Linked DNA regions of Homo sapiens: region 1 is linked to region 2. Evidence: read pairs that join two places in POLR2A ChIA-PET (ENCODE). Cell type or tissue: PC-9. All regions are shown on one strand. Links, peaks and the distances in the headings refer to the core of each region. The heading gives the core; the rest is flanking DNA. Region 1 overlaps OVOL2 (ovo like zinc finger 2). Region 2 has its middle 63 kb from the start of BANF2.

Region 1 (4,389 bases), core at 77-4,076, 290 kb before region 2:
TCTTTCTGCCTCTACCCCCAAAAAGGAAACATTTTGGTGTTAATATGCTCCAAGCCTCCAGAATTATTATCAGCCATGGCATTGGCAGTTTTCAAATGACTGACCAAATTGCCTGTGACTTAGCACGTTGTATAATTATAAAGTTCTTTCCAAGGCATGCTGAACTCACAATTTCTCTAAGAATTAGTTTCTTTTCTTTTCTTTTCTTTTCTTTCTTTTTTTTTTTTTTTTGAGATGGAGTTTCGCTGTTGTTGCCCAGGCTGGAGTGCAATGGCTGGATCTTAGCTGAGTGCAATGGCTGGATCTTAGCTCACTGCAACCTCTGCCTCCCGGGTTCAAGTGATTCTCCTGCCTCAGCCTTCCGAGCAGCTGGGATTACAGGCATACGCCACCATCGCCGGCTAATTTTGTAATTTTAGTAGAGACAGGGTTTCTCCATGTTGGTCAGCCTGGTCTTGAACTCCCGACCTCAGGTGATCCGCCTGCCTCAGCCTCCCAAAGTGCTGGGATTACAGGCGTGAGCCACCGCATCCAGCCAAGAATTAGTTTCTTAGGCAGTGGGCTCCCAGGACCACAAGAAGGGCAGGTTTGAGCTATTGCCTGGCACAGAGAAGCAACACTCTGCCCGTCTAACACCTGGGGTGTGCAAGGCAGCAGGAGGTAAAAATGCTCCCACCCTGGTGTTCCTTCCAGAATCATCTGGCAGTAGCGGTTAATCATATAAGCTCTGGCTTTGTCACTTCTTAGCTGTGGACCTTGAGCAAGTGGCTCACCCCTCTGAGCCTCGGTTTCCTTATCTGTAAGATGATAATGATACCTACTTGATAGCATCGTGAGGATAAATGAGTGGAGGGTAGAACATGGTATGTGCCCAATAACCATAGATAGTATTCAGGTTAATAGGGAGACACAAACATTATTAACTCTGCTGCAGGACAGTGAATGTGAAACCAGAATTCCAAACAAAGACGTGACCGATTTGAGTGGGGAAAGTGTCCTGATGTGGATTTGAAGGCTGGGGAGAAGGGAGGCGGGTGGGCCTGAGGGCAGTGTGGGCTGAGTCCCGCAGCTGGAGCATAGAAAGGATGAAGCTCTGGTGGCTGAAGATAGGAAACAGGGCTTGCTGGGGTCAGGGAGAGAGTTGGCGGTAAAGAGCTGGAAATGTAACCAGGACAGGGTGAGATGGTGAAGGGGCCAAGCCAAGAAATATGGGTGCTCCTGCTGGGCAGAGGAGAAGCTCTGGATGATGTAAGAAGGAAAACCTCAATCGGGTTCCTCTTTTTTTTTTTTTTTTTTGAGACAGAGTCTCTCTCTGTCGCCTGGAGCTGGAGTACAGTTGCGCAATCTCAGCTCACTGCAAACTCTGCCTCCCAGGTTCAAGTGATTCTCCTGCCTCAGCCTCCCAAGTAGCTGGGATTACAGGCACCTACCACAAAGCCTGGCTGATTTTTGTATTTTTAATAGAGACGAAGTTTCGCCATGTTGTCCAGGCTGGTCTTGAACTCCTGACCTCAGGTGATCTGCCCACCTTGGCCTCCCAAAGTGCTGGGATTACAGGTGTGAGCCACCGCGCCCTGCCATTTGGGTCCCTCTTAACGGCTGTGTTCATGGATCATTATCTCTTCTGAGCCTCAGTTCCTTGATCTGTAAAGTGGAGGACTCAAAGAATCAGCCTCCTAGAAGAGTTGCATAGATTAAATGAGATAGTGGGTGTAAAGTGTTTAGCTTTCTGTGCATGTGTAAACTGCCCAAGAGGAAGTTAGCTGACAGTGACATACAGCAAGTTTTAATGCCCAACATTTTGTTGGCTGTAAGGACATGGGATTCACTAACTTGATCGTGTTGATGGGTGGATCTGGAAAAGGAGTCCGAGGTGCAGATTAGGAAATGTGGCTGGCCCTTCCCAGCCTACCTGCCTTTTGACGGTGTGCCTCAGGGCAGATTGTGAAATTGTCTCTTTACTACTGAGAATTCTGTAATTTGCCAAACAAATAAGGGTGAGAAGATGATGTACATTCCAGAGAGTGTGCATGGCAGGTCCCTTTTGTGCTGGATCCATCTGCAGGTCTTCAGCTGCGGGGTAGAGAAACCCAGGAAATACTAATCACCATTGTCCTTTGGAGGCTTATTAGAAAGTAAGTAACTCTGAAGTTGGCTGATAGTATTCATACGTGATTCTCTGGCTGGTAGGACCCAGGTCCAAGTATGGAGTACCAAGTGAATTTGTCCTCTCACCCTTTCCTATTCTGTTCTTTCTTTTTGTCCTCTCCCATGGGTTCTTCAAAATAAATTAAGTTTAGATTCTTTCAAAAGTATGCTTGGCCTTTTACCCGGCTCTCTATCGAGTCTTGTAGTGGTGCAGATGTGTGTCTACGGAGTAGTCCCCATACCCCCATCACTTTGTATTATTTACAATCTCAAAGGCATAGTCATACGTATCTGCCACCCAGCCCCAACAACCATTAACCCATGGCCAGTCCTGCCCAGCCACACTCCCACCCCTTGCCCCATGCATGATTCTGAAGCAAATCTAGGACATCATACCATTTCAACCATAAATAGTTCAGAATGTGCGTTTAGTGGATAAAGACCAAAATTCATGATCACACCCACATTACCAATTGTGTTCACATTACTAATTGTCTCATAAATTAATACTTTTCCCCTCCAGTTTGCTTAATCAGGTCCACATAATGTCCACACATTGTAATTGATTGGCATGTCTTTTGAGCCTCTTTTAATTTCATACATTTTCCCTCCATCAAGTTAATTGTTGAAGAAATGGGTGATTTGTTTTGTAGAGTCCCCAACAGTCTGGATTTTGCTGAGCGCATCACCATGTGCCTAATGTTTCTCAGTCCCCTAGGTTTTCTCTAAACGGATAGTTGGATCTGCAGCTGCAGCATCCAGTATCACATGTGACTATCACAGCCATAGTCAATTAAGAATTAACAATTAGACCAGGCGCCATAGCTCATGCCTGTAATCCCAGCACTTTGGGAGGCCGAGGCGGGCGGATCACCTGAGGTCAGGAGTTCAAGACCAGCCTGGCCAACATGTTGAAACCCCGACTCTATTAAAAAAAAATACAAAAAAAATTAGTAGGGCTTGGTGGCATGCACCTGTAATTCAGGCTACTCAGGATGCTGAGGCAGGAGAATCGCTTGAACCCAGGAGGTGGAGATTGCAGTGAGCCAAGATTGCACCACTGCACTCCAGCCTGGACAACAGAGCGAGACCCTGTCTCAAAATAACAGTTAAGTTCTTCAGTCCTACTAGCGACATTTCAAATGCTAGTAGCCATGTGTGACCAGAGGCTAATGTACTGGACAGTACAGAATATAATTTTTCTGTCACCACAAAAAGTTCTATTGGATAATGCAACTCTCCCTGCTTGGTCAGCTCTATTTTATTTCAGCTAGAATATGTCACACTGTGGGGCATCTGTCTTCATCAGAGGCACTGAATATTTGGTTATCTCTCTTTTTCTGATGTTAGCAGCTGTTGATGCTCAGGACCTAAATATTTTGGCTTATTAGGTGTTCTAAAACAGCAATAATCTAATTCTGTCCTCTGTTTATTAACTGATGTATTTCTATAGAGATACACTTTGCCTCATCTACTGCTTGGTTTTCCAGTGGCACAGTTCATTTATGAAAGGCAGAATAATGCTGGATTCGCTTTATTTACCTTTATTTGTAAATGAAGATAATCAGTTGTTAACCAGAATTCTCCATTGATGGCTAATTAGTTCTTTCTTTTCTTTCTCTTTATTTATTTTTCCTTTTGAGACAGGGCCTCACTATGTTGCCCAGGCTGGTCTCAAACTCCTGGGCTGAAACGATCCTCCTATCTCAGCCTCCCAAAGTGCTAGGACTACAGGCACATGCTGCTGAGCCTGGCTCTCAATCTGTTATTTCATTCATTTTGTTGTGAATTATGGATTCAAGCCGTTTTTAAAAACCAATTCATTTGATATTTGGAAGGGAATATAAGCTCCATCCCTGACTCCTTTCCTCTTGTTTTTTTGTCTCCCAAGACAGACTTGAATACTCCTCCCCCTGCTCCACTGTAACCTGCTGCCCATTTTCCTGGCTGCACATTTGGCCAACTGACTTCTCTTTTCCACTCTAGATCCATCAGAGCCAGGGAACACTTCCTACTGGGCTCGTATTACCCAGCAACCAGTGCAGTAGTGCCTGGGTCATAGAAGGACATAAGTGAACACAGAACAAGAATTTAGGCAGGGGAAGAAGTCAACAGTTCCCAGACATGAGTGATAGCATTTGAAGGAAAACACAGAAAGCAGGAAGAAAAGGGATACTGGAAAAATGCTTGGAATGGATTCTTGATGAAGGTTAAATTAATTAAAAGGGGGAAAAGGAGGAA
Region 2 (4,389 bases), core at 273-4,272:
AGTCCATTGCAGCATATGCCTGGGCTAGACTGTGGCTGGGGAAATGTTTGAGTCCTGGAGACAAGAACAGTGCCCCCATCGGATGTGGCTCAGCTACTCTGGTATGAGACAGGTCAGGGAGGCGGGTCATCTTCGAAGGCTGCCCCTGCCCTGGGGGACATTCAGGAGGCTTGGGGGTTGCTGTAGAGCCTGATGGACCTGCACCCTTCTTATACCTCCTCACCTCTCATGAAGTCCAAGAGGCCAGGCAGTAGCTGCTATGGTTTGGATTGGTGTTGTTTGGCCCCACCAAGTCTCATGTTGAAATGTGATCCCCAGTGTTGGAGCTGGGGCCTGGGGGAAGATGATTGGGTCATGGGTGCAGATCCCTCATGAATGGCTTGGTGAGAGTGAGTGAGTTCTCACTCTTAGTTCCCAAGAGAGAGCTGGTTGTTGAAAAGAGCCTGGCACCTCCTCCTCCTCTCTCTTGCCCCCTCTCGCCATGTGATCTGCACACGCCAGCTCTCCTTCGCCTTCTACTATGATTGGAAGTAGCCTGAAGCATATGTATGCCATAGTATAAAGCCTGACAGATTCTCACCAACTGAACACACTTAGGTAACCAGGACCCGGGTCAAGAACCACTGTGATCCCAGCCCCCAGCAGCCCCTCACACCCTGTCTGTTCTGTGCCCTGCTGAGGCAGTGCCGCCAGTGGACAGCAGAGATTCACTTTGCCTTTTGCACTTTATAAATGTGGCAGCACCCAGCAAGTGCTCTCTGTGTATTTGGCTTCCTTTGCTCATCACGATGTCTTTGTGTAGAGTTTTAGGTTGTTTATTCTTATTACTGGAGAATATTCCATCAAATGAGATGGATTATCTGTTCATTTATTATGATTATGATTATGATTATTTTTTGAGATGGAGTCTCGTTCTGTTGCCCAGTCTGGAGTGCAGTGGCGCGATCTCGGCTCACTGCCATCTCCGCCTCCTGGGTTCACACCATTCTCTTGCCTCAGCCTCCCGAGTAGCTGGGACTACAGGCGCCCGCCACCACGCCTGGCTAATTTTTTGTATTTTTTTTTTTAGTAGAGACGGGGTTTCACTGTGTTAGCCAGAATGGTCTCACTCTCCTGACCTCGTGATCCGCCTGCCTTGGCCTCCCAAAGTGCTGGGATTATAGGCGTGAGCCATATTTATTCAATGTATTTATTCATTTTATCATTGATGGACATTTGAGTAGTTTCTGATTTGAGGCAACTGTGACTAATGCCACTGTGAGCCTTCTTGATTATGTCTTTTGGTAACCATAGACATGCTTTCCTTTTTTTTTTTTTTTTTTTTATGAGACAGAGTCTCACTCTATTGCCCAGGCTGGATTGCAGTGGTGCGATCTCAGCTCACTGAAACCCCCACCCCCCAGGGTTCAAGCAATTCTTCTGCCTCAGCCTCTCGAGTAACTGGGATTACAGGCACCTGCCACTGCGCCTGGCTAATTTTTGTATTTTTAGTAGAGACGGGGTTTCACCATCTTGGCCAGGCTGGTCTTGAACTCTGATCACATGATCTACATGTCTTAGCCTCCCAAAGCTAGGATTATGGGCGTGAGCCACTGTGCCCGGCCAAAATGCTTTCCCCTTAATTATGTCCAGGAGAGAATTGCAGGGGCATGGGGTGAGCGCATGTGGAGGTCAACTTCCATTAACTCATAGAACATGGTTAGTTTTCTCTTGGGGAAAGGGCAGGCTGTGGTTTTCTAAGGCTTTCGGTCGTTCTCATTTGGGGTACAAGGTGTATGGTTTGGTTGGAAAATATTCTTTTTTTCATATTAAAGAAAGTTGCCACTTCCTCTTCTCCCAATGACCTTCACAGATAGGACTGCCAGAGCCTGGATCCTGCAGGACCACATTCCTTCTTCCTCCCCAGCGCTGTAGGGAGGGGAAGGAAATGGGATCATGGTGGTGGGAGGAGACAGAACCCTGAGGTCCTACTTGGTGCCTTGTTGTCTGCACCACCCAAACCCAGCAAGAGAGATAGACAGAGAGAGTGAGAGACAGAGAGACTGAGAAAGAGCAAGAGGGAGAGAGAGGCCAAGACAGAGATGAAAGACCGGGAAGGTGGAGAGAGATTATGGCTGATAGAAATGCAGAATGAGAGAAAGAAAGGGAAGAGGAAGAGAAGGAGGGAGGGAGAAAGAAAAAGAGGGAAAGAGGAGAGTAAAGACTGGGAGAGAGATTAAGAGAGGAGGAGACACACTGCGAAAGACAAAGACAAAAAGAGGGAGAGAGAGAGAACCACAAAAACAAATTCAGCTACAAAGCAAAAAGGAATGAAACCTGGGGCCTGCGAAGTGAAACCAGATAGCTCTGGGAAAAAATCTGTATCTTCAAATAGGTGACAATTGTGTTTTTCTACCAAATAATTGTGAGATGTGACTTCAATTTGAAAGGTTCACAGAGCTCAACTCAACATAACTCCAAGGAAATGAGATAAGTGAGGCCTCTGGCTACTTCAGAGGCAGCAGGAGCCTTGGAAGGAGGAGGGAGGCCTCCTAGGAGCCAACCAGGACCTTTCCACCGCAGTCCTCAAACAGCCAAGGCCTTCTGGTCCTGCTGGCCAAGCGCGGTGAAGGGACTGGGTGAAAGGAGGCTATAGGAGAGTAATTCTTCTCCAGGACAAGCAGCAGGCCCATGGTGGGTTTCTCAGCAGCCTCTGGCCCAGCCCCTCCCCTCAGACACCTGCCCTGCACCTGTGGCGGCCTGTGCTCTCCTCTTGCTTATAAAGCAGCAACCTCTTTTTACCGCACCAGCCTCACTCAGACAGAGCTGGGCACATTTCCAAATGCCAGGCATTCAGAGTAGGAAACCGTGATGGGAGGGTGAAGCCAGGGCTGGGTAAGGCAAGAGGCCTTGGTGCAGCATTGAAGGGGGCGCCAAGAAACTTGGTAATCAAGATAAATAACATTTTTAGTAATATTTTAAAAAATCAAAATGAATGCAAAAAATAATCCATAATGAGCAAAATGTTAAAATTTTAAATAAAGATGGGATTGGATCCTGCACTGGCCTAATCCTGCCTCACTCACCTCACCCTCATCCTTGCCCTGGTTCCAATAAATCCTAATTTACAAAAATAAGCAGCTGGCCTGCAGGCCGTAGCTTGCCAATTTGGTTTTTAAAAGGTATTGGGTTAAGCCAATCATCTTCTTTCTGGAATCCATTGGCCTGCTGGGTCTCTGGGTGTAACAAGAGGCAAAGACTCAGGTGTCTTGGACACTGAGACTAGCAAGCAGGGACAGAGGTCGAGGCACTCGTCCATGAATAGCTGACTGTGTGGGCAGGAGGTGAGGTGGCAAGTCAGCCAACAGTCCACCAAAACATACATCCCTCCTTATGTGGTATAACATCATGGCTGGGAAGCAGTTGTGCACCAGGAACTACATTTCCCATCACACCTTGCACCCTGCATGGCCATGTGACCCGCTCCCACCACTAGAATGTGAATGGGAGTGAGGTGGTTAAGAAAGGGTCTTCTCCACTATCTTTCCCCATTTTCCTGGCTAAATGCAGAAGACTCTGAAATGGGGAAATGTGGAGCCACAAGATCAGAGGAGAATTTCCATCCCCAGATTAACTTCAAACACACACATTAGACTTTTAAGTGAGTCAGGAAAATACTTGTATTGTGTTAACCCACTGCAAGGGAGGGGCTTCTTTGTTACAGCAGATAGTGTTATTCTGACTCACAGAGAACGTCATGGAGAGTTAGACCCCAGGAAGGAGGTCACAGAGGAGGCTGACCTGAATGGCCCCTCGAAACTTGGGTAAGATTTGGGCTGGAGTCAAGGAGACTTTCCAGATTGGGAGAGTGAGCTTCATGTGCCTTCCAAGGGTCTCACTGGAACCTTCAATGTTTGCAGTAAACTCGGAGCAAACAGGTATGGTTGAGTCTGCAAGGCCTGCCCACTTTGAGGACCTCTTGCTCTCCCACTCCCACAATTTGATAAACTGTCCATCGTGTTGCCTCACCCCTTTGCCACTACTGAGCCTGTCCTTGCTCTCCCCAGGACTTTAAATACTGGAACAGGGTCGGGCCCTCTTTCTGGGAGGCTCCAGGGCTGGTGGCACCATGTTCCTTGCATTGTGGAATTAGCAATCTGCAGTCACAGAGCATAAAAGCTGATGAGCAGAGGACAGAGATGAGAAACAGAGAGAGTAGTGGCTGGGTTGGATTGCAGATTCCAGCTGCCTGAGACCAAGGCTTGCTCCTGTCCTTCCCACACTGACTTAATATATCTCAGAAATGACTCTTTCTGACAGATTCTGCCTCTGGACCAGGCAATCTCCAACTGGATTTCTGTGATACCACACCAGGAATTCCAACTAAACTCTATCCACCAAACCCAAATA

What was found. ChIA-PET counts read pairs that join two places held together with the same protein. Peaks named below come from ENCODE experiments on the same cell type or tissue, not always from the same donor. Only the 100,000 strongest peaks of a DNase experiment are listed, where the experiment ranks them.
Region 1: POLR2A ChIA-PET joins it to region 2 with 12 read pairs; 1 of 35 experiments calls an interaction of 5 or more read pairs at or near these places.

The regions. Positions count from the first base shown.
Region 1 is chr20:18,050,609-18,054,997 of GRCh38, reverse strand. All of the region lies in intron 2 of OVOL2 (ovo like zinc finger 2), which reads left to right. Among named protein-coding and RNA genes, the nearest start is that of OVOL2, 5.1 kb to the left of the region's middle. RefSeq lists an enhancer at 1,005-1,505. In PC-9, for the core only: no CTCF peak of the experiment used is centred there; DNase peaks (open chromatin) are centred at 1,257 and 1,957; H3K27ac peaks cover 1,114 bases.
Region 2 is chr20:17,760,876-17,765,264 of GRCh38, reverse strand. No RefSeq gene overlaps it. Among named protein-coding and RNA genes, the nearest start is that of BANF2, 63 kb to the right of the region's middle. RefSeq lists an enhancer at 1-459. In PC-9, for the core only: no CTCF peak of the experiment used is centred there; a DNase peak (open chromatin) is centred at 1,904.